5 separate regions of the Mus musculus genome follow, and all the other regions are linked to region 5. The links are chromatin loops, found by intact Hi-C in ENCODE. Cell type or tissue: left cerebral cortex. All regions are shown on one strand.

Region 1 (5,000 bases), 200 kb after region 5:
CATGTAGAAACATTTCGCTGAAGCAGACACCAGTGAAAGGATGGTCTGCTAAAGCAAGCACGTGAAAGGATATGTGATGGATTCTTCCCTAATGAAACACGGGTATTGGTCCGTCTTACATTGTGTAGTTGACCTGCATTTGCTGGGACTTCCATAGAGAGAAATGCACCAAAAAACTTTTGGTGGTGTGCTGTGGCTTGTTTCAGCTTCTTTCACTTCTGCAGATTCTGGATAATTGGCAGCTTGATGCCAGCTTAGACAGACTCATGTGCTGCGGGGAGACATGTGTGGAGGAAGTATAAAGTAGGCTCGACCAGCAATGGGAGGGAGTTTGGCTTGCTTACATAGCTAAATGCTTGGTGGTCTTGCATCTTTGCTGATCTTTGCTAACCTTTGCTTGGCTGATTGGAACTTCTCCTGGCGTTCCTCCTCGTCCCTCCTGCTGACTTGTGCCGAGGCCGAAGCCTGCCTGTCTCTGCTAGGTAGTCACACTGCTGCTGATTCGTGTTAGCTATCCTGATTCTACCGAACTGGATGGCTGGTGTAGCCATGAAGTGTTTGGGAGTGGATCGAGCCGCTGCTGACTCCTGTGCACTGAACTGCTGATTTCCTGACGGTGCAGATAGGAGTTGCTCCCAAGAACCCTTTCTAAACAGGTCCACTTCCCCCGTATCCTTTCTTTTCCACTACTTCTGGTGGGCAGTGGGCTAGAAAGGAAGTTAAAGTGTTTAAGAACCATCATTAAAAATAGGCTTTAAAAACATTAAAGTAACGGGGTGGCGTGGTTTGGAGCACATAGTGACAGAGCCCTCCTTGGGGTGAGGAAAAAGCTGAGGACCAGTTCAGATATGACAGGAAGAAGTAAGACCTCTGTCTAGGGCGGGCCACCCCGAAAGAGGGCTCAATAGTGAACATCAGATTTGAAGAAAATGGGTCCTGCCACGTGCCGCCAGGCTGTGTGTCCTAGGGTGCCCTTTGTGCAGAGACTTCTTGTGCAAACAGAGGATCTCACAGTTAGGAAATCTTGGAAGGACCCCAAGTCCCTCCCTCAAAATGGTGGCCATTTCTGACAGGGCTTGGAAAGCACAGGCTTCCCCTGTCATCAGCAAACCTTCAGCCCTGCCCATTGCCACGCCCAGCAGAAACAGTAGAAAGCCAGCCTCAGCCTCAGCCTCAGCACCAGCACCAGCACCAGCCTCGGCACCAGCACCAGCACCAGCCTCGGCACCAGCACCAGCACCAGCCTCAGTCTCAGCCTCACAGCAACATGTGGCCAAACAGTATCTTGGTCCTCATGACGCTCCTTATTTCCTCTACTCTGGTAACGGGAGGTGGAGTCAAAGGCGAGGGTAAGTGGGTACAGGCGAGCTGCCTAGAGCTGGGATGGGAACTCCCAGATTATAGGAAGGGATGGAGTGCCCACCCACACACCCCCCCTGCCGATACCACCCCACCCCTTACCCCCACCACTCACCTTGTGCCTTCTTCCACCAAATAAAGAGAAAAGAGTTTGCCCGCCCGACTACGTCCGCTGCATCAGGCAAGATGATCCCCAGTGTTACAGTGACAATGACTGTGGAGATCAGGAGATATGCTGCTTCTGGCAATGTGGCTTCAAATGCGTGCTGCCGGTGAAAGACAACAGTGAAGAGTAAGTAGCTCCCAGTGCTGTGCGCGGCCCTCCCACCTCCCCAGTCTCTGTCTCCTGGAAGCATGGAAGAGCGAGCGATTCTTGGAGTCAAGGGGCAGAGAGACTGGGGTGAGCTTATGGGATCTCAGAGACCAGAGGCCTTGACCGTCTCCTTTGTACAAAGGGGAAGGCGTGACAGGGATGTCAACCAAGCAGAATCAGGTGAAAGCCCCTGGGCTTTCCCTCCTCCCAGGACTGCTCACACAAGTCCCACTCTGTCCTTTCCTCCTCTAAACTTGCTGTCACCTAGCACCTGCCCCGGGGGTCCACAGGCTTAAAGTATGGGAGAAACGGGCAGCCCGTGGGCAACCTGGTCTCCGAGTCCTTGTGTGCAAAAGAAGGAACAGCCTATCCATCCAGCCTGTCCCCAGTGTGAGCATCCCTCTTCAGCGGGTTCTCCTCCTCTTTTGTAGACAGATCCCTCAGAGTAAGGTGTGATATCTCATAAAAATGGCCTCAGAGGACTGCTTCCACCGTGGAAGGACACAGCAAGAAGATACAAAGACCAGAAACCAGGCCTTTCCAGATACTGGATCTCTGGGCACCTTGATCTTGGACTCCCCAACCTCCAGAACTCTGAGAAATAAATGTTGTTTATAGGCCATTCAGTCTATGGTAATTTGTTACAGTGGTCCAAATAGACTAATACAACTTAATAGTTTAAAAAAAAATCCTTGTTCAATATTATGTGTGTGTGTATGTGTGTGTGTGTGTGTGTATGTTTGTTTGTGTGTTTGTGTGTGTATGTATATGTATGTACATATACATGCATGAATAATTCTGGAAATATACATTTTTTTGGAAAAACTATTAAACTTTATTATATGACATTTTTTACAAATCTGAATAAATAGGATAAAATTGTCCATAATACGATTTTTTTAAAAAAAGATATGCCTTTACAGCTGGCCAAAGGTAAAACAAAGTGACTCTGGAGTTGTGAATTATTTATCCCTAAGTGAGACACCTGTATCACACAGCAACCACCACCACCACCAAGCTCAGAGAACATCTAGGAAAAGCCTGGAAGATTGGCACAGATAATGTCTTCTGTGCATGACAGGGCCGCTGTACTCATAAATTCACAGCAACTGTTGTAGCCAGCACAAGACCTGCACAGATCAGTCTAGTCACCCTTAGTAGAGGAGCCATGTCTGTTGACGGCCACTAGAGGGGGCAGAGTCATCGTTCCTCAGTGGTGTGGCCCGTGGTGGGGTGCCAGTGCCCCAGTGGATGGTACTGCACACCCACGGGTGTATGGGCACACTAATTAGATTCAGTGGGTTATTTTTAAGAGAGAGAGGAATTGGGATTGAGAGGGAAGTGTGGAGAGGAATCAGGGGGACTTGGAGGGAGAAATGAGAGAGATGATCTAAATACATTTTGTTTGTGTATTAAAGTACTAGAGAATATATAAAATATGTGCGTGTGTGTGCACGCATGTGTGTGTGTGTGTGTAATTTCTTACATATTGCATATAGAATACAATGCATATATATGCCTGCTTTTCTGCAAACACCAAGTGTTCACAAGGCAAGGATGTCCATCCTGATCAACATCGTTCATATATAACTACAATCTAAACCCTCTAGAATTTGCAATCTCAATTAAGCTGTCGCCACAGGCACCGGCCATCCACAGCTTCCTGCTGTTTACAGGGTGTCATTTCATCATCCCATGCTATACAACGTGTCCTTGTGTGGAGAAACATGGCTTTACGATGAGAGGATTGAGGTGTTCTGGCTGAAATACTGCAGTTTGTCTGAACAACATTAAAAATGGGTAAACTGGGAGGGAGGCAGAGGCAGGTGGATTTCTGAGTTTGATGCCAGCCTGGTCTACAGAGTGAATTCCAGGATAGCCAGAGCTATACAGAGAAACCCTGTCTCAAAAAAATAAAAAAAAATAAAAATAAAAAAAAAATGGGTAAGCCAGGTATAGACTCCTCCTCAAGTGATGCAGGAAGCTGAAAGATACCACAAGGAAGGGCTTCTAGCCACACTAAGTAGACATTCATCTGTTTGCTCAAGCAGAAATTACAGAAGGGGAGAATGGGAGGCAGGCAGAAATGAGCTAAAATGTTTATTCTGGAATAAAGGAATCTAAGGATGTTGCAACCATGCAGGGAGTGTCAGTGTATGGACTTGGTTCTGAAAACTGCTTGAACTCATTTAAAAAATGTATCTTTAATCATGTGCATGTCTATGTGTCTGTGTAGAGGTGTGTGCCTGTAAGTGCAGATACCCAGAAAGGATAGAAGAGGGTATCAGATCTTCTTGGTCTGGAGTTAAAGAGGTTATAAACCACCCAGCATGGAGGATGGCAAACTAGAGTCCTCTGCAAGGGCAGTATGAGCTCTTAACTGCTGAACCATCACTCCAGCCCCACAAAGTCATTTTTAGAACAATAAGGAAAATAGAAAGCAAACACAGCCGGGCATGGTGGTGCACACCTTTAACCCCAGCACTCAGGAGGCAGAGACAGGCGGATTTCTGAGTTCGAGGCCAGCCTGGTCTACAGAGTGAGTTCCAGGACAGCCGGGGCAACACAGAGAAACCCTGTCTCAAAAACAACAACAACAACAAAAAGCAAACACAGAGGCAGATGATTAGGTGTGACAATGACAAATTCAGTTCTCCCCTTTCTTTCAGAGTTGATAGAGGGTTTTGCGATGTAGTCCAGGCTAACCTGGAACTTGGATCCTGCTAGCTGCACACCCTGGGTGCTGGGAATGTAGGAGTGCATCACCACACTCAACCTAAATGATCATATCTTAGAGACCCATACTGAAATATCTATGATGTGTTGGGTTGACTTGAAATTTTAAATTTCAAAAAAATAATAGTTTGGATGTACACAAGAAGAAATGTAAGATGTTCCTGTTGAGTTTGGAATGCACAGAGTTTCATAAAAAGGGTTACTGTTCTCCTGTATGTTTTTGGAATGGTGATAAAAAATGTTATAGCAAACAATGAGTTGGGTTTTTTTCCCAACTTAACAAAATAATCGAGTTCATATGGGGCAGTGAAAGACTGTGATGTAAGAGGTAACAATGTAAATTAGTAAAATTCATGGATACCAGAAGTCGCTTAAACATAATGTAGCTGTAACTCTTACAACAGAAGCACTGGATCACAAATAAGGAGGAGGAGGAGGAAGGGGAGGAGAAAGAGGAGAGAGAGGAGAAAGAGGAAGAAGGGCAGAAGGAAGAGGAAAATGAAGGAGAGGATAATGAGGAAGAAGAGGAGGAGGAAGAGGAGGAGAAATAATGAAAAAAGAACAAAAAATTCCCAGCAACAGCATGGATGAT
Region 2 (5,000 bases), 260 kb after region 5:
GAATGTATAAATGGGCTAAAATGACAGTATTAAAAACCACAATCTGAACACTCATGTGCTGTGGCTTTTTGCCAAAGCACATTAGAGAAAGAAATGCACAGCACCTGAATTAAACAAAGGTTCAGGGGCAGGACACACTTCCCAGGCAGAAAAGTATTTTATCTGAGGACAATAACAGGCTCCACATCAAAGCTGAAAGCCTACACTCATCACTTATTAATCACATGCTCTGTACGGGTCACACACACCACCTAGTGTTTCCAAGCCGTGCTGCCCAGTGAGCAGGGATAAGATCTACCCTGGGAAGACAGTGTGAGAGATGGATGGACAGAGTGTTTATGGGGCCTGTGCACAGTATGCACTTGAGTGCTACTTCCACCCCAAACTCTACAACCTTGTCTCTCTCTCTCTTTTTTTTTTTATGTCTATTTTACGTGTATGGATATCTTGTCTGCATACCACATTTGCCTGCCAGAAGAGGCTATCAATGCCCATGGAACTGAAATTATAGATGTTTGTGAGCCATCATGAGGTTGCTGGAAATTGAACCTGTATCTTCTGCAAGTCTTAACCCCTGAGCCACTTCTGCAGCCCCTTCAACATAGTCATAAAGAGGCAAGTATTCTTGCAAACAAAGCAGGAAATAGGACAAGAAAATAACACATACACAGACGGTTAGAAATATTCAGTATCTACTACTGCTGTGGGGCAAGAGTGGAGGGGAAACCAGCAGAAAAGGCCACATTACCAGGAGATAAGAGCATGAAAGAAAAATTCAGGAGCAAATTCCTAAAGCAGACTAATAGTTGCACAGTGACAGAGATAGCAGCAGAAAAGCAGTCCAACTCTTGGCTGTAGACATTAAGACTCTTCTACAATAGCCATCTTTGTTTTGACAGAGATTACATTTGGTCAAAGCCAAAAGGATGCCATAAAAAAATGTCTTTTTTAGTTAGCATGACATTTCCTGACAACACACTTACTGTAAAGCCCATGGCAACTAGGTAAGTAATATAGAGTCACAAGACTGCTTTACCCTGGGAATTATTGACCTAGATGAACAATAAAATGAAGTCTGTCAACCTTCTCTGAATAAGCTTGAGAGCACACTGAGCCAAGGATAAATGTCCCTCTGCTGTCCCCCACCCCACCCCACCCTGACATCAGTACTCGTTACATATTAAAAATGATTCTTTTTCCTGGCTTGTAAAACAAACTTAAGTATCTGACATGTGCTCACAGCTGTGGCTGTCTCAGTAAAAGGAAGCACCCAAGAGTTCAGAGGACCAGGAAATGACCTGGGACCCAACTCTGGTGGGAAGTGAGAAAACTGGCTGGTTTACATAAAGATCTCTGGGCTTCTATTTCTCAAACTATTAAAAACACACATACACACACACACACACATACACACACACATACACACACATACCCCAAAACCTCATCTATTCTCTCACAAAAACAAGCACCATTAAATAAAAGACTATGACTATCCTCCGTGCATTAGACTTTGTATGGAATGGTGGTAACATTACAATCACCAGGCATACCCCACATCTGGCTTACCAATGCTTTGGCCTTCTGTTGTCCCTGAATTATCCCTCATCATTCAAAGAGCTAATAATACTTTTTACAAAAATGAAATGTGAAACAGAAATAGAATAATATAAAACTCAAACATAAGCAACCTTAAAATTCTACGCCAACATTATGTTACCATGGATCTTAAATTTGGTTCACAAATTCAATTTACATTTCCGCTGATTTTTTTTCTCCAACCAGAAAGGAAAAAAACAAAAAACAAAAACAAACAAACAGGGCAGGTGGTATGATCAAGTTCAAAGAAGAGAGCCACCCAACTGAGGGCAAGCAAGCCAAGGCTCTCAGGCATCTGAAAGGTCACTCATCTCTCTTCTCAAGCAGTGCGGTCTGTATGATAAGGATGCATTTTCAGGAAATGTCAAACTTCAAGACTGGTAAACTAATTCTGTCATGTAGTATCCACAGCTGGCAGCCTCTGCTTCAAGGCTGCACAGAGCAGACGGCACAAGAAGCAAAAGGGTGGCATCTGCTGGCCAAAGCGTGCTGCCACAGGAAGTGTTTAGAACTCTGGGATGTGAGAAACATCCCTAAACATCGACAGTTCATGAAATGAGGGGAAAGTGGGAAAGTACATGGACTACGTATGTGAGAGAAGAAGGGGAGGGCGGAACAGGGAGAGGGGGATGGGCTGGACAATCCAACAGTGATACCCACTGTATTTCCATCTGGCAGGGGTTTAATCCCTTTGTTTTATAAATCAGCAAGCGGGGACAAGCGTCCTTTAGGAAAGGCATCCCTACTTTCATAAGGGAATTCAACAGCCAATCACTGCAGAAAAGATTTAAGGAACTGAGGCTTACTCTGTGGGTGATGTTTCAAGAAAAGAGGAGAAAGTAGAGGGAAGCAGAGGGAGCTAGCATTTACAAAGTGTCTGTTACCCTGCAGGCAAGTCAGATGCACTGCCTTGTTTACTCAGCGCAGCACAGGCTCTCCCACAGGCTCTATCTAGACAGTATCCTTTCCATTTTCCAGGCTAAGTGTATCATCACACAGTCAAGTCAGAACCTGATCTAAAAGCCCAACTCTAGTGACCTTGACTAGCTCGTTCTCCTGGAACTACACTGCTGTGTGTAGACATAATCCTCTTCCATGCAGAGCGCCCAGTGCAATTTTATACAGTACAATCTTTTTGTTGTGTTTTCTTTTGGGGGGACAGGGTTTCTCTGTGTAGTCCCGCTGTCCTAGTAAATGTTAATCTAACATTTTTTCAGTCAAAACCCCACAGACTTGAATGCCTTGACCCACCAACACCACTGCTTGTGCCTTCTCTTGGATGTAATGAAATAGGGACCATCCGGGAACTCATTCCTCTTTGCATCATCTCAACACTGCTTGTTCCACTCTGCCAGCTTGAGATCTCAGTGATCAAAAGGTGCAGTGAAGGGAAGCAAGGACCATAGATGCGTCTTCATCCCAGAGTAGCCAGTGGAGTACACCGCTGCCTGCCAGAGACGGTTCAGTTTTAAGCACAATGGTCACTGGACAGGGAGGCTGACATGCAGGGGACAGCTTAGATATGAAAACAAGCTTCACACAACCTGACCCCCTTCTCTTGAGAGGCCCTGAGGATACAAGCAAGTAAGTAAGGCAGAGAAGAAGGGCCGACTCCTCCATGTGTGGGTCTAGGCCACCCTTGTGCTCCATCCTCCTGCCTCCATCCCTACTTGCAGAGTTCTAATAGGCTCTTAGCCTTGGATAGTAGTGAGAAAGCTGTCCTAAATCTCTCCTTTAGTTTTCTCAACAGCTCATGCCCCGGGAACAGGGATGGACCTCTGAGGCAACTGAAGAGTCAAGAGCCCACACGAGAGAAGAAATGGGGAGCAAAGCTGCAAAGTTGGAATAAGGTATTTCCCACACACTGAAGGAAAAATACAAGCGCCTGCATCGACGTGAACAAGACCACAATGCAAACTCATGGTTACAAGTCCAGCAATAAGTAATTAAATCCAGATAAAAATTAAAAATGATTTCTACATCAATAACTAGCTAATTTACACTTAAAATATATTTCAGCCTTTGGAAACTTCTTGAATAAAAAAACAACAACAACAACACTGAATTTAGTTGTTTTTCTTTTTCTTTTTTGACTTCACATTACAGTAGTAAGGTAACTGACCCAGATCTGTCTCTGTCTGCTACAAGATTCAAACTGTCAGGCTCTGATGACACAGGAATTCCAGGCCTCCAGGAGCTTCTTCTCTTGTTAGCACCAACATGGCAACATACTGACTGATGTCTGGGGCAAGCTAACCATGTCTGGCCAGGAGACATGACTGCTCATTCTGCTGTGGCACATGGTTTTAATTATGTTTAAATTAGTTTTATGAGTTAAATAATTTATTATACAACAGCAACAGGTTAGCAGAAGGGATTCCTCTAAGAAATTCTTCTCCTTTCTGGAAAAAGAGAAACCTAAATAGGCAACTAATATATAGTGCCACTCAAAACAGAAACACATTAAAAACAAAGGCAAAATTTGTAATATGTATATGCATGTATGTAATTCCTAATTTATGATTAGGCTATGAATTACCTTAAAAGCCACTGCCAGCAAGCTGAGCATGTGGCCACAGAGAGGCTGTCGTGACTGCAGTACATCCTCCCAACAAGACACCACACATAAGGAAGCGCTGGCTCACAGTTCTTTATACAGATTGCTATAGATTAATCACATAATGCAAACAAAGGCAGAGAAAAGTGTGCCATCCATTACTGCTACCCCAAAGTGAGAGAGAGAGACAGACAGACAGACAAGTGGGGGTCAGGGGGAATGTGGTGTTTCCTCAGCCCTCATCTGTGAACATAACAAAAAAGGGAGAAGAACGAGGTAGAAGGGTATATTCATGAACTGAGTAACCTTGTTTTATGGACTTCCCCTTGGAACTACACAGTCTATGCAATCACAGAGAAAAGTTAAAAGAGTAAAACCTAAAAACAGAAAGCAGTGTTAAAACAAAGATCCACCTGCTCACCGAGGACCAGCCCTGTGGAGATCAGAGAGGAGGAAGGCGGGCAGCGCTAAGCGTTAGTGTGGAAGAGAAGGCAAATGCTGGCACTACCAGGGGAGAGGAGTTACAGTTAGAGTGGCTAAGTGCAGCACCAAGTATCCAGTCTGTGCTTAGTGTAAGGAGGTGTAATGAGCATATACCTTTGTTTCATTCACTGAAAAGGCCAGGGGGAAAAATGAGCTGGCTTCAGAAGCACTTGTCAAGGCTGGTCTCTAAAGGCCATTCCTACTAAGAACCAAGAGTTTCTTCAAAACCTGTCTATCCCCAGGTTACACACAGGGAGGACAGAGGGTGATACTGTCTGTCCCCCGGTTACACACATGGAGGACAGAGGTTAACAATGTCTGTCCCCAAGTTACACACATGGAGGACAGAGGTTAACACTGTGTC
Region 3 (5,000 bases), 260 kb after region 5:
TTTTTTCTTTTGAGAACTGTGTGCAGGCATACCCCATGCACACATGCACATACATGGGAAAGTACACAGGTATAGATCACATCCATACAAAAAACAAAAGGAAGGCAGGAAGGAAGGAAGGCAAAGAGAATGAAACCAGATTCATTCAGACTTTAATGTAAAGTCTGGAATGGAACAAGCAAAATACTTCAAGATGTAGGCATGTTTCAGGTTATTTGATCACACCTTTCTGCTTGAATACTGTAAACATGATTAAATAAGAGTAACCAAGAGGCAGAGCAGGCAACCAGCTGACAGGAAGTGAGCCCAGGATTAAGGAAAAAAGCCAGCTTCAGCTGCATATGGAGCAGAGGATGGCCTAGTCGGGCATCAATGGGAGGAGAGGCCTTGGTCCTGTGAAGGCTCGATGCTCCAGTGTAGGGAATGCCAGGACCAGGAAACGGGAGTAGGTGGGTTGGTGAGCAGGGGGAAGGGGAAGGGAAAAGGGTTTTCAGAGGGGAAACCAGGAAAGGGGATAACATTTTAAATGTAAATTTAAAAAAATATCTAATTAAAAAAAAAGCCACAGAGTAGTAGGGTGTTTGGGGGCAGGGGAGGGTGGACAGAGAGACGCAGCGGAAGCAGAAGGAAGGGACACTGGGTTTGGAGGAGGTGTTCTGAGATGGGGAGGGGCACTTGTTCGGGGACATCGGCTGGGGAGGAAGGTCAGCCAGGTGCTTTCTCTGCCTCTCTGAGCTCGCAGGCTTTCACCCCAGCTTCTGGTCCTGAGTCTTCATTGGTAAAACCCCAGGGACTTTCTGAGAAAGACTTTAAGAGTTCAGGAAACCATCCCAGATTGACAAAAAGTTTGTGCACAACAAAGGAAGCCAGCAGAGTGTTGAGACTCTTCAGTGGGATAAGGCCTTGGCCAACTAAATAGTCAACAGAGAGAGGACTGCTATCTAGGATTTACAAGCAATTCTAAGAGTTAAAGCTCGAGATTATAAATCCTCTAATAAAATGGGCAAGTTAACGGAACACACAGTTCTCAAAGGAAAAAATACGATAGCAGGTTGACTATCCGCACTGCAGTCCCAGGGGACCCAAGGCTCTCTACTGGCCTCCTCCAGCCCTGCGCACAGGTGGTGCACATAAACTCACCCAGGCACATCCAGGCACACCCACCACATAGGGGTTTTTTTTAGAGAAAGAAATCAAATCAACCAGTAGCACCTTAATGCTGGGGGGGTGGGGGGGGTGTGGACAGAGAAAGATCTTCATCCACCTCCGTGGGGGATGGGACGGATGCCAACTGGTGCAGCCACCATGTAAACCAGCTGAAAGGCTCCTCTGAAAACTAAAATCAGTGTTTGCTGGCCCTAACCTGTGATACCACAACCTGGCAGGCTGAAGCAAGAGGATTGCCATGAGTCTAAGGCTAGCCTGGGTTAGAGTGAAACCCTGCCTCAAAAATGCAGAAGCAAACAAGCAAACAAACAAGCAAACACCCCTAAAAACTAAAGCCAGAACTATCACATGATCCACCCTGCGTCCACTTCTGGGTATATACCTAGGAGGCGTATATCACGCCTTGTACATCAGCACTTACTGCTGCACCATCCATGCCAGCCCAGATAAGAGCCAGCCAGGCATCCAGAACCAGAACCAACACAAGCATAGATACAAAACATGGAGGAATGAAGCTAGGCATTTGTGGGGACAGACTGACTGTCGGGCCAATGAGTCGGCCTCAGAAGGACAGATACGGAGATGCAGGAAGGACTTTAGAGCAAGAGTGTAACCTAGAGGACCTGATGGGATGAAAGAGGGGAAGGCAAAAAGAGGACTACTTGGTGGGGAGGGGGAGGGGGAGCAGCCAGAGTGGAAGGGAAGAAGGGAGCACAACAAAGGGGGGACAGAACCAAGGAGAAGGGTGCATGTGTGACAATCTCACACTAGGACCTGCAGGACTGCTCAGTGGGCAAAGGGGCTGGCTGCCATGCCTGGAGACCTGAGTTCCCATCCCAGAACACACATGGTAAATGAGAGACTACTCCCTTCATTTGTCCTCTGACTGCACAAGTGCTGCATACACATATAAACACAATTTTTTTTAAAAAAAAAGAAAATATCACAGTAGATTGCATTTCTTTGTATACTAACCAAAAATTAATTTTTAAAGAAATAGAAGAAAAAAAAACTTTAAAAAAATCATTAGTCATGTTTGTAGAATGGCAGGGGACCAAATAGTTATTTTGGAAAAATAGCAAATAAAGGGGAAAGTCTAACATAAATTCTGTCTTTCCTACATCAATTACAGCTGGGAATATCTCCATCATTGATGGAATGTTTGCTGTTTGAGGACCTTCATATGATAAATGGAGAAGTGGTCAGATATCACCATCTTGTATCTTTGAGTTAAATGGCACTTAGGCAACTGTCAACCCCCAGAGGAAGAACACATATGTACTATGAGATGTCTCTGCCAAAATGCTGAAGGCTCGATAGCCCCAGCTGCAGTTCCTCAGTTCTAGCCCATGGCGTTGTCTCTCAGCATCTCTGTAAGGTCAAACCATCTCTCTAGTCCTAAGACCTCACCTGCCTGCCTTCACTGTGCTGACACTTGGACTGGGGGCACAAATCAAGGATTGGAGGTATGAGTGCTAATCTTACTATCAGTCAATAAACGAGACCACGCAAGCATTACCAGTTACTCTGTTCTTCATGGTTACAAACTACAGTTAAAAGATAAAATAACATGCCTCAAAAAAAAAAAAAAATTACAACCCATTCCTTCCGGATATTCTCAGATGAAGTGGGGAAAGTATTAATTTAATTACAGTAAAGCAGCACCCAGGATGAAATGGGAGGGTTTGTAACTAAAATCAATGGCTGTCTTAAGGAAAGCACTTGCACAATCGAGCTGGGAGCTCAATCGGCTGCTTTTTCCATGGAACATCAATTGCACTTGAAGAAACATTAACAAACTGTGGTTAGGCAGACTCGGGCACTGGCAGACATTTCCTTTAAAAATGAAAAAGTGAGTCTGGTGCTTAAAACAGCTGACAGTGTTTGCTGCCAACGGTAATTTCAAGCAAAACTTAGCCTGATTCTGCCACAGTGAGTCTGACAGCTCCCCCTACAGACGCTCCGTGCTGAGACTGGTTACAGTGGCAAGGAGTGCAATCTTCGTACGCTGTATAATAAAATGCCAACGCTTTGGCAGGTCTCCGTGACTCACTAAACCAATGATTTCCAGATGACCAAGCCACGGTGTCATAAAGCCTGCAAACCTTCTATGCAAACGCAGATGGTTTCCATAGGCGTACGGGAGCTCACTGAGTCTCAGATTCTATAGCTTACCTTTAAGGGACCACCACTGATGGGGCGGAAGAGCTGGCTCAGCAGCCAGAAGCACTTGTGGGTCTTTCAGAGGACCCAAGTTCAAGTCCCAGCACCAAAGTCAAGCAGTTCACAACCACCTGTAATTCCAGGTCCTGAAGACCCAACACCCTCTCCTACCTCTGCCTACGCCTGCACCCGCAATCACATACGTACACACATACACATATGCGTGGAACTAAAAATAAAAAATCTCTTTCAAAAGTAAAAAAATCCCGCATACACAGTTGAAGAAAAATATCTGCAAGCTATTAAGCAAAAATATCTGAACAAGCTACTGAGGTCCACCTCCCTCTTCCAATGGCACAGCTTTGTTTGGCCCAACATTCTTCACACAGAACAACGTCTGACAGACTGAATGCCAATGCTCATATAGTAATCTAGCTGTCTCCCACTCACACGGATTTGAAAACAAGCTCACACTGTCACTGGGACACATTTTTGTTATAGAATGGAATATTATTTTTTCATAAAAAAACTTTATTAATGCATAACAAATTTACCACTATTTTAAATGAACCAATAAGTCATTTTATTCTGCTTTAGAATAAGAAGAGATTCTTAAAATTGGGGTTTGGGGGTAGAGGGTACTTCAAATTAAGGGCCTTGCCTCTGCTAAGCAAGGGGGCTAAAACTGAGGTTTAATCTTATCTGTTTTAGTTTCGAATTTTGTCAAGTATTAACAGATACAACCCACACAACATTTCAGGAGTGAGGTAGAAGCCTAGTGTATTGGGAATTCCATGAAATCTACACGGGTGACACTAGAGCAGACTCCTAGAGTGGACATGGATTCTCTGTTACCTGGCAAAGTCCCCAATGGAGGGACTGGGACACCAACCTACAGTTTGTCATGCCTGCAGGATGTGCTGGGGCAGGAGCCTAGCATAATCATCATCAATGAAACCAGAGACTTCATGCAGCAACTGATGGGAGCGGATGCAGGATCCCACAGCCGCACATTAGATGGAGCTGGGGAAGGGGGGGAGGACTGGAGGAGCCAGAGGGATCAAGGACACTGTAACAACTGAGAACCACAGAACCAATGAGAGAGACCCAAGTGAGCTCACCGACATCAGGGAGCCTGAATGGCTCTGACCTAGGTCCTTAGCATATATGCTGTAGTTGTGTAGCTTGGTGTTATTGTGGGAGCCCTAACAGTGAGAGCCAGGCTGTCTGACTCTCTTGCCTGCCTTTGGGACCCTTTTTTCCTACTGGGTTGCCTTATCCAGCTTTGACTTGAGAATATGTGCCTGGTCTTACTGTAGCTTGTTATGCCATATTTGGTCCATGTCCCTGGAAGGGAGGGGAGGGGAAGGGAGGGGAGGAGGATGGGGTGGATCCCGGGAGAGTTGGGAAGTGGGGGGTTGGAGAGAGGAGGGAGGAAAAACTGCACACACATGTGCAGTATATATATATATATATATATATATATATATATATATATATATATATATGTGATCAGTCTATCAAATCTATTCATTTAGAGAACCCCAATTAATACAGCAACCAAATGCCACACAATAATCTTGTTGGGGTTCTAAAACAAACTTTGAAAGGCATTATTGGAGAAAACTAAACAGTAAATAGTACTTTATGACATTAAATAAATATTGTTT
Region 4 (5,000 bases), 290 kb after region 5:
GACTAGTAAGCAAGAAAAATCAAACCGCAAGATGGTAAACTGCCGCCAGTTCTAACTGACACCAGGCTACAGTCTAAGCTACAGTCAGACTCTCTAAAGCTACAGTCAGACTCTCTAAGGCTACAGTCAGACTCTCTAGCCTAAGGAAGGACTGCTGATTCGGCTGCAATCAGACTCAGGATTAAGATGCTAGAGGGACTTTCCCTGAGGTGAACAGGACAAGAACAGGCACCACTATTCAAACTGTAGTAGAGATCTGAGTGAACCAGAAAAAAAAGGGTCTATGGATCACAGGGGCAACACTGAGGTCATAATCCAGAGACAAGATCTTCTTCATAAAAAATAAAAAGGGAACTTACAGATTAGGAGTCTCATAGGAGATGAGTACAACAATCCACTGAAAACATCAACGCAACAGCCATAAAAGTACAACAAGAACCAAAGCCAACATAAAAACAAAAGACTTGGAACTGGTCCTAAAACCAAGATGAAGGCTGGAGGGACAGCCCAGCCAGTGAAGAGTGTGCCCTGCTCGTCTGAGGATTCTCTTGGTTCCTAGCACTTGTATCAAGTGACTTCCAAGCACCTGGAGCCCCAGCTCCAGGGGATACAAGTTACAAGCTTCCTGAGGTGTCTGCACTCAAGTGTACATACTCACGCATGGACACACAATTTTAAATACTAAAAAGAAAATATTTTTTAAAACAAATTAAAACAATCAAGTTGAACAACCCCTGAGGAATAACACCCAAGGTTGACCTCTGACCTACACATGAGCACACACGTGTACACAGACACACATGCTAAGGGTGCTTGTAGCTGCAGTGCTCATGAAGTTGAGGAAGAGGGATCAGAAGTTGACACCAGTTTGAGCTATATAAAAAGACCTCATCAAGATAGAGATGCCAGGCAGTGGCGCACGCCTTTAATCCCAGCACTCAGGAGGCAGAGGCAGGGGGATCTCTGTGAGTTTGAGGCCAGGCTGGTCTACAGAGCAAGCTCCAGGGCTATAGAGAGAAATCCTATCTAGGATCTCCCCAACAAAAACACAGACAGACAGACAGACAAATGCACACACACACACACATGCACACACACACACACACACATGCACACACAGAGATATAGAGCATGCCTGTGAATAAACTCAGTTTTCTAGAGATATGCTGGGTAAACCATGGAACCGTGTTTGCTGACAGAACTATGTATTCAAAGCAATCAAGTAAAATCCCAGTGGTATAACGCAAAATTGGCTTCACTGATCCTGAAACTGATACGAGATCATTGTAAAGAAATTCAAATAGCAATCTCTATTGGAAAAAAAAGGGGAAGGAGGGCAAGGAATCTATTTTAGAATAATGGTCACGGAATCCATGCAAAGGTGACTGGACCGTACAGCTGAATGTGACTACAGTTCATAATACAAAGAACAAGAAATTCATGATATATTAAAGAACATCTGTGGGCAGTAAGACTTTACAACTCTTTAAACATTTACTCTTTCAAGGTGTGTAGGTAAAAAGAAACTTCTTTTTTCTTTTTTTCTTTTTCTTTTTCAAGACAGTGTCGTTCTATGTAACCCTGCCTGTCCTGGAAACTGTTCTGTAGACCAGGATGTCCTTGAACTCAGAGACCAACCTGCCTCTGCCTCTCTAGTACTGGGATTAAAGGGGTGCACCATCACCACCCAGCAAAATTTCTTGAAGAACACAAAAATGATACTGTATAAGAAACCCTGGAACAGTGTGACATCAGGAGAAGGCCGGCTGCTAGGAATGACTGCAACAGTCGGGCACAAGTCACAAGCTAGGGCCAAATAACCGCAATGCACAAACCAAAAGGGTCGATACCTACAATCCACAGCGGTTCTGCAGATCAGTAAAAGGCTATTCCGATTATCCTTCCTGTATAAAACACGCAAGATTAAAGTGAGGGGCCATGCAGCTCAGTAGTGCACACGGCCAGGCAGGAAGCCCAGGGTTCCCGTCCCTGCACTTCCAAAACCAAAATCGGGATATATCAGGCAATGATGGTTATAAAGTATCTTTAACACTTGTTTGTCTACATATTGTAGCTTTCCCCATATCAGTTCTGTTTGTGAGTTGTTTTGTTTTGAAGTGCTATCCCACTGTTTGGTTGGGACCCCTTAACTGGTGACACTTAAAAAGCTATGTGTGGCACTGTGCTCAGGATCGACAAAACCAATTCCAACTAAAGTCTACTAAACCTGAGACGAAGAGGCTGTGCTGAAGTGCTTCAGCTCTGCCAAGTATCCAACCTCCTCACTAAACGATATGAAGGCCATGCCCCAGTGTTGCTGCGGTAACTCAAGACAGCCTTAAAGGTGAGGGCTAACAGCAGTTAACAGCACCGGTTGCTCTTCTTGAGGACCGAGGTCCAACTCTCAGTACCTACAGCTCACGGTAACTCTGGTTCAAAGAGATTCAATAACCTCTTTTGGTCCCTGCAGGCACGAGCCACGTGTGTGCTTAGACATACATATGGACAAAACACTCAAACACATAAAATAAAATAAAATAAAATAAAATAAAATAAAATAAAATAAAATAAAATAAAATCTTAAGTATAAATAAATAATAGTCTTGATCCAAAATAAATGCTATCATGGAAAGGGTGTCGGTGAATTTGAATGGGAACGCAATTTCAATCCATATCCTATCGCGGAGCTCCCTCTGCTGGCACAGTGGGAGCACAACAAGTTCAATGCTGACAACTCACAAGGGCATTTTATCTTCACCACTAAGACCAGGAGTTCCTTTAGAGAACCCTGAACATAGTCTACAAACAGCAAGAATGACCAATGTGTTTTTACACAAGTAATGACTAGTTAATGTCAATTCCCCTTCAGATTTCAGCTAAGGCTGGACTGTACCTAATATTTTTATATATGCAATAGTCTACACTAGCATGTCTGGGAAAATTCATAAATTTTATCTTTAATTATTTCCTTGGGCCTAGTTCCTAATAAAGGAATTTACCAGGTCACAGGTTTGATCTTTTCTTTGGGGGGTTGTTTTTAATTATGTGTATACAGCAAGGAGTCTCTTCATGTGTGAGAGGAAGTGTCTTCAAAGTCTCAAGAGGGCACTGGATCCTGTGAGCCTGGAGTTACAAGTGGTCATGAGTCACTGGGAACTGAACTCAGGTCCTCTGGAAGAAGGGCAATGTTCTTAACTGTGGGGCCATCTCTCAAGCCCAGATCTGAATTTTTTAAATGCTGATAAAGAATGCACTCCAGAAGTTTTATCAATTTGTTAATCTACCAATGTAACATTACCATTCTTTTCAGTCTCAGAGATAATTAATCTGAATCCCAAAACAAAGGGAATGATTTCCATCTCCAAGGTGAAGAGTAGAGACCCATGAGAACACTGCCCTGCCAATGTCTGCAGACACAGAAGCCCCTCCTCAGGAGTATCTCTACCTTCCTACGTGCTGCCAAGCTTGCTACGTTTCTGTAGGGAGCCCCAGGGACACGTTAAATTCCCTTTTACTATACTTTGGCAACACCCTGGGCCTACACCAATATTAGAACTCATGTCCTTCCCTGCACTTGATGGCACCTGGGACCAAGTCAGAGATACAACTGAGGTCAGTCTGTATGGGCATTTACAAAAAGGGCCGACTGAGAGAAGTCTCTCTGAGAGTGGATGGCACCATCTGACAGACAGCCCAGATACAGAGGGCTCTGAGGCAAAAAGAACAAGTCTTGCATGCCAGCCTGACTCTGCTCCTTGCTGGCACACCCATTCCTGTTGCTGCTACAGCTATTATCACTGCCATCCATCGCTGGCATTAGACTCCAGATTCTTGGTCTTCTATCATGGACTAAAGTCAAGTGACTCTCTGGGAATCTTCCAGGCCCTTAGAGCCAGACTGAGACTGCTGAAGATATCCAGTGTTGTGGATTGAGCAGCTCACAGGTTCTCAGCCTCTCCGAGCTGCAGCCAGCCACTGATGGCCCTTCCAGACCCTATGTTTAGGTTTAAAGCCCCAGGGCTCCTTGATCACCTTTTTTCCCTTCCCTTTAGCTGTGTCCTCTCCCTGGGATGAAACCCAGCCCCTCACACATGCTAGTCAAGTGTTCTGCCAGACAACAAACTTTCTGTCTGTGAAGGAACAGACAGCAGATAATTTAGGCCTTTGAGGCAACAGTTTTTAACAGGTACTCAACTCAGCCTTTTCAGTACAGAGGCAGCCAAAAGCAACAAAGGAATGGTTTATGGCTAGGTTCCAGTTGAGCCTTACTGCCCAAAGTAGGTGGCAGTCTAGCTTGGCCGAGACACTGGTTTGCTGATCCCTGGATTAGAAGAAAAGCCATAAATATTATAGGTACAGCTCAGCAGTAGACTGGCACACATGAAGCCATGATTTGATCCCTAGCATGGGGGTGGGGGGGTAGGTAGTTAAGGGGGGTGAAAAAAAAAACCTGATGACCAAGGAAACTCAGGCCTTTCAACGTATGCAAAGTTCAGGCTAACCTGAACCTCTATACCTCCGTTACTATTTTGTATCCTCCAACTGTTCCCTCTGTGACATGGCCTGTACCTCAGGTCGAGAGGAAAGGCGATCAGTAAAGAGCAGAGTGTGGGACTCTAAGCCAACTCGAGGAATGGAGCGAGTCACAGGCCAGCCAGGAAAGAGGGGAAGAACCCAGGTCTGTGGCACACACCTGATGTGGAAGACTGGAGCCTGAGGCTAGGGAACCACCTGATGTGTCATTAGAGAAAGAGACACATACAGAGGAGGAAGTGATCAGATAAACTAATCTATCAAGCAACAGAGAGAACCACCCAACTACTTCTCTTAGAAACCAGTCTCTCGCCAGGTGTGGTGGCGCACACCTTTAGTCCCAGCACTTGGGAGGCAGAGGCAGGCGGATTTCTGAGTTCGAGGCCAGCCTGGTCTACAAAGTGAGCTCTAGGACAGCCAGGGCTACACAGAGAAACCCTGTCTCGAAACCCCCCCCCCAAAAAAAG
Region 5 (5,000 bases):
ACAAGGCGTTGGGATTTTTTTTTCACTCAAATTAGTAGTGTCTGGAATAACTTGAGAAAACTGTATTATTAAAAATATGTTTAAAATTGCATTTTAAAAAATTGCACACCTTTTGCCTGCATGTACGTACGGGCCTGGTTCATGTGGAGGCCAGAAGTGGGGGGCAGTTCCTGTGAGACTACAGATGGTTTGTGAGTCGCCGTGTGAGTGCTGGACATTGAACCTGGGTCCTCTGGAAGAGCAGGCAGTGCTCTTAACCACTCAGCCATCTCTCCAGGTCAAGAGAAAACTTTTAAAAAAGCAAGTCAAATTTAGCATTTACAAGCGTAACCGACTATAAGCTTCCAGCTTGTGGAGATTCAACTTTATAGATTTGGCAAAGTGACAGGACAGGGTTGTTTTTTTATTTTTATTTTTTATTTTTATTTTTTTACAGTGGCTTGTGCTTTCTGGGGACATAGACCATAAATGCCATCATTGTAATGTATCTGGTCTCCAGCTGGGGGTGGGGGGGAGGGGAAGGATCCAGACATGCCCGCGGGGAACAGCTGGGCCTTATAGGGGGCAAAGTTTCTTGGTGGGGGGCTTGATTTTGACTATGGGGTCTTTAGATTCTAACACATGTCTAAGGCGTGACTCTTCTTCCACTGTCTACTGCTGATAGAGGTAGGTGAGCAGGGCTGTGTCCAGGGCAGAGAATCTGTAGTTAAATGTGCTCCCTGCCCTGCCACCAACTCTAACAATTAACTAAGGTGTTTTGGACACATCAGGCTTAAGGGCCCTTCCCGTCCCGACTTATTTACAATGGACCCTGGATAACTCACTTAACCCCGGCCCTACCTTACCCTCTTCTGTATGAGGAAAGATGCCCAAAGTTACTGCCAGCTTTAGATTTCGGAGGCAAGTTGGAACGCTCTGCTAAAGCTCTTCACTGGCTGACCATTCAGGCCCAGGCAGATCCTCATCTTTCTGTAACCCTCGGTTCTACAGCTCTAAAGTCAGAGGTGAACATTTGGGAGTGTTAACGAGGCCATCAATAAAATGACACAAGGATGAGGGTTTGACTGATAGTAGAATCTCCCTATGGAGGCTGAGGCTAAGAATCTTGCTGCTATTTTAGTGCCTGCAATATTAAAAAACAAGAGCTGGTGAGATGGCACAGCGTGTAAAAGCAGCTGCCATGCAAACCCGGCGACCTGAGTTCGATCCTGGAACACATTACCAAAAAGCCCGATGCGATGGCTCACATCTGTACCCAGCATCCCTGCAGGGAGATGGGTGGTGCAGACGGAAGCACCTGAAAGCTTGCCTGGATACAAAGAGAGGCAAAAACTAAAGAGAGACGCTGCCTCAAAAAGGTGTGAGGAGAGAGTTGACTCACAATAGATGTTCTCTGATGTTGACATGAATGCTGTGGTCTGCCCTCACACATGTATCATACACATACATAATAAAACATTAAAATAGAAAATGGCGTGGACCAGCAGTGATGCTATCTCCGTAATATTCCCCACCATTTTCTGTACTGTTAAGGAAACATAGACAACCAAGTTTATCTCTACTCTACTCTTAGATGTTGAAGTGTGTGTGTGGAGATAAACTTGGATCCATAATTTTTTGTTTTTGCGTTTGAGACGGGGTTTCTCTGTGTAGCTTTGGCTGTCCTCCTGGAACTCACTCTGTAGATCAGACTGGCCTCAAACTCACAGAGATCCTTCCTTCTGCCTATGCCTCTTGAGCGCTGGGACCAAAGGCATGTACCACCACGCCTGACTTGGACCTATAATTTAAACATTAATTTCATCAGAATCAGTGGAATCGCATATTGTTGCACTTCATCCTGACTCACTAGGTCTGGGATAGGGTTTGATAATTTGCCATTATGACATATTCCTAGGTTATGCTAATACTGCTTGTCCACGGAATGCTGGTTTACTAGAAATACACAGTACAGGGTTGACTTGTGCCTGGCATTGCTCTAGATATTGTGCCAGTACGGTATTCAGTCGCTACGTGTGTATGATGAATTACAATTGGTCACAATAACACAGAATAAAAACTGAGTTCTTCAGTTGTACCCGCCACATTTCAAGTGTCTTAAGCTCCAGGTGGCTTTTGGGTATTGAATCGGCCAGGACAGACAGATAGAGAACATGTCCATTGTTTGTCGTGGTCTCATTTGGACCAGCTCATCCATCTAGACTTTTTCTAATCAAAGTGAAACCCATGGACTTCAGAATTAATGTGTTTCAGGAGCTTAGTGAAAGTGCAGATTTTTACTCTGAGTCGAAATCTGGATTCTAGCAAGCTCTGTGGTAATCCCAGCAAGCATAAGGGTTGGAGAATTTCTCTTGCAAGTGGGTCCACATACGCAAATCGTCTAATCTCATAACCACTAGTGGGTAGCTTCTTTCATTATATCCATTTTACGGATGCGGGGGAATTGAGACTTGAGGGGTTGAGTTTCCCCCAGGACTTCTGTGCTATTTGGCTGGGACTCAGGCTAGGTCTAAATCCAAAGCCTGCATGTACACCATCGACTCGGTAGAGGTGTATCAGAAGGTCGAAGCCACAGCCTGGTGGGCTCCCTTTTGGTTCCTCATTCCTTTGACTCTTGGCTCTCTCCTTGCAGAGGAGGGCATTGGCGCGGGGACAGAGCTTCGGAGTCCCTGCGAATGCGAAAGCCTCGTGGAGTTCCAGGGCCGCACGCTGGGGGCGCTCGAGAGCCTGACGCAGAACCATATCCTTTGGGGCTGGAGGTGCGGGTTGCAGGGCGGGTGAAGGGATCTCTGAGACCACATCTTCCTTAACCGCTCACTGGCTCGGCTGACAGAGCGCCTGGAGGAGCTGGAGAACCAGCTGGCTAGCCGAAAGTGAGGGTCGCACGCTGTCTGAGCAGCCACGCGAGACCGAGGCCGAGCCCCGCAGCCTGGACCGTCCAGGAGGGGGCGCTGGCGGGCCCCACGCGCTGCCTTCGAGCTGGCCTCACCTGGACCAGGAGCCAGATTTAGGGGATGGGGATGAGGGGATGGGGAGGTGCTGGTGGGGAAGGACTGCTACACTCGCCGCGAGCTTTGTTGGATTTCTTTTTTTGTTTTCCTTTTCTAAAAAAAAAAAAAAAAAATTTGGTTTTCACGGGGTCGGTTTGTGGCTATTGCTATGCTGGCAGAGGGAGGGGAGTTCAGACGAGCGTGCTCATAGGCGCCCGGGTGGCGTCCTCTTGGAGAAAGGCGCATTGTGCAGTACTGGGGCTGGGGGGCAGGGGGCCGCTGCTTCCCGTCTCTTGTTTATTCAGCCCCAGAACAGATGGCCCGTTATGTAGGACGTGGGGAGGGAGGGGATGCCCCGAGAACCTTTGGGTCCGAGGAAGTCTGAGTCCCCCATCTTCTAGCACGTCGTTTTCTTGCTGTTCCTGTCTTCTGGAGCCAAAAAATGTGGCTCAAAGGCCGCTTGGGACCTGGCTGGGGATGTGAGAAACTCTGTTGAGCCCCTGACCAGAAAGAGTGGGGGATGCGGGATGTGCTCCACCTGGATTGTATCATCTGCCTCTGACACTTGGTGGCATCCCTGAGCCTGTGGCTCTCTTCTGCCACTCCTTCAAGAAGCAAAGCTGAGCTGCATGCACACAACCCTCTCTACCAGCAAGGAACACGAACTTCCCGGGTACACATGGCAAACTAAAGCTTAAAATACGTTGGGTTCCAGAATGGGCGTCAGGTAAATTCCCCCGGGTTTGTTTTGCCATTGTTAAAGCTGAGACAAGGGTTAACTGGTACAAGCAGGACTGTGGCTAGAGGAATGTATGCTAAGGTACCTGACTTTGTGCCCGACATGTATTTTAGGTCCTTTGTTAATGATAGTTAGCAATTATTCTTATAGAAATATGTCTTGGACCTGGTTTGAAGCGATTTCCTAATATTGCCATTGTATCCGTTTTTTATCCAGACAACCTCGTGAGATAATTAGGATCTTAGAAGGCAAGATGGCTCAGCTGGCAAGCACATTTACACATTAAGATTTACAATCTGCTTTCAAACATCAGGGTCCTCATGGTAAAAGAGAGAACTCCTCCTGTAGGATGCTCTCTGACTTCCACCTGCCACCTGTTCCTACTTCATCAGAATGGTCAGAAACGGGGCGTGGTCAGAACAGGGTGAAAGGGAGGGGCCTGGACTCGATACCAGGTGACAGAAGGCTGGATACCTTAGAGGGAGGGGAAGGGTATGACTGACCTGAGCCTCGTGTTCTCTAAAGCCACATTCCAGAAGGGCCGGAGGAGAGAGGGGAGTGGAGGGCAGTTGCTTGTGAATCAAGGAATAACCACGATGATGAAAATGGTCCTAATAATGTAAAAATAAATGCTAAAGATAATTATTGCCTTCATCATTTCCATTTTAGACAAGAGGAAATGGAGTCATGTAGTTTCCCAAAACGGCACGTCTAGTCAGAGGCTGGACTGACATGCTATATTTCTGATTGCTGCTGTAACAAACGAGAGCTTCGAAGGCAAAATCAGTTCCCTGTCTCACAGTTCCCGGAGTCAGAAGTCCAAGATGGGTTGGCAGGGTTGCATTCTTTCTGGAGAAATCTGCTTTCCTTTGTAGCTTCTAGAGGCCTCCCAAGTCCCTTGGCTCATGGTCTCACTGCCCTCTGATCTTAACACCTCTCTCTCTGTGTGATTCTCTCTTTCTCTGTGATTATATTGTTATGACTTTGACAATCACAGACATGCTTCTACTTCAGAAAAACTCCCAGAAATCTCCTTTGTCATGTAGAGTCATAGATTTATTCATAGGTTCCCATGATTCAGGCATGGAAGTTGTTGAGCGGAACAGGGCCGAGGCTAGGCTGGCTGATGTCTGTACTGCTAAGGCTGGATAGGGAGTGAGGTCCACCTGTGTGCAACTGTATAGAAAAGGGGAATGTCTGATGAAGGATAGTGCAGGCAAGAAAAAAAGGGGGGGGTGGGGAGCTTTGAGCAAAACCTTAAATGATATGGC

The links. Peaks named below come from ENCODE experiments on the same cell type or tissue, not always from the same donor. Only the 100,000 strongest peaks of a DNase experiment are listed, where the experiment ranks them.
Region 1: a loop joins it to region 5, with 1.9 times the contacts of the local background. A loop is called at or near these places in 2 of 42 quality-filtered maps.
Region 2: a loop joins it to region 5, with 3 times the contacts of the local background. A loop is called at or near these places in 9 of 42 quality-filtered maps.
Region 3: it touches region 5 in a loop (2.9-fold over the local background); 10 of 42 quality-filtered maps call a loop at or near these places.
Region 4: a loop joins it to region 5, with 4 times the contacts of the local background. A loop is called at or near these places in 15 of 42 quality-filtered maps.

What each region holds. Positions count from the first base shown.
Region 1 is chr2:164,186,787-164,191,786 of GRCm38, reverse strand. It overlaps Wfdc12 (WAP four-disulfide core domain 12), which reads left to right and starts at 1,229. Exons shown (of 3, transcript NM_138684.2): 1 at 1,229-1,349; 2 at 1,501-1,651; 3 at 2,104-2,556. The coding sequence starts at 1,268. The coding sequence ends at 2,128. It overlaps A730032A03Rik (a long non-coding RNA gene), which reads right to left. Exons shown (of 4, transcript XR_003954086.1): 3 at 1,475-1,625. In left cerebral cortex, a CTCF peak has its summit at 2,867 (motif pointing right); no DNase peak of the experiment used is centred here.
Region 2 is chr2:164,131,820-164,136,819 of GRCm38, reverse strand. The region is part of intron 10 of Stk4 (serine/threonine kinase 4); the gene reads right to left. Among named protein-coding and RNA genes, the nearest start is that of Kcns1, 37 kb to the left of the region's middle. In left cerebral cortex, CTCF peaks have their summits at 246 and 2,069 (motif pointing left); DNase peaks (open chromatin) are centred at 210 and 2,065; H3K27ac peaks cover 228 bases.
Region 3 is chr2:164,124,909-164,129,908 of GRCm38, reverse strand. The region is part of intron 10 of Stk4 (serine/threonine kinase 4); the gene reads right to left. Among named protein-coding and RNA genes, the nearest start is that of Kcns1, 44 kb to the left of the region's middle. In left cerebral cortex, a CTCF peak has its summit at 3,117; a DNase peak (open chromatin) is centred at 3,084.
Region 4 is chr2:164,101,403-164,106,402 of GRCm38, reverse strand. All of the region lies in intron 9 of Stk4 (serine/threonine kinase 4), which reads right to left. Among named protein-coding and RNA genes, the nearest start is that of Stk4, 30 kb to the right of the region's middle. In left cerebral cortex, a CTCF peak has its summit at 2,695 (motif pointing left); a DNase peak (open chromatin) is centred at 2,700.
Region 5 is chr2:164,387,533-164,392,532 of GRCm38, reverse strand. Matn4 (matrilin 4) reads left to right here. Exons shown (of 11, transcript NM_013592.4): 10 at 2,633-2,740; 11 at 2,819-3,140. The coding sequence ends at 2,877. Among named protein-coding and RNA genes, the nearest start is that of Rbpjl, 13 kb to the left of the region's middle. In left cerebral cortex, a CTCF peak has its summit at 2,728; DNase peaks (open chromatin) are centred at 2,714 and 3,298; H3K4me3 peaks cover 850 bases; H3K27ac peaks cover 1,023 bases.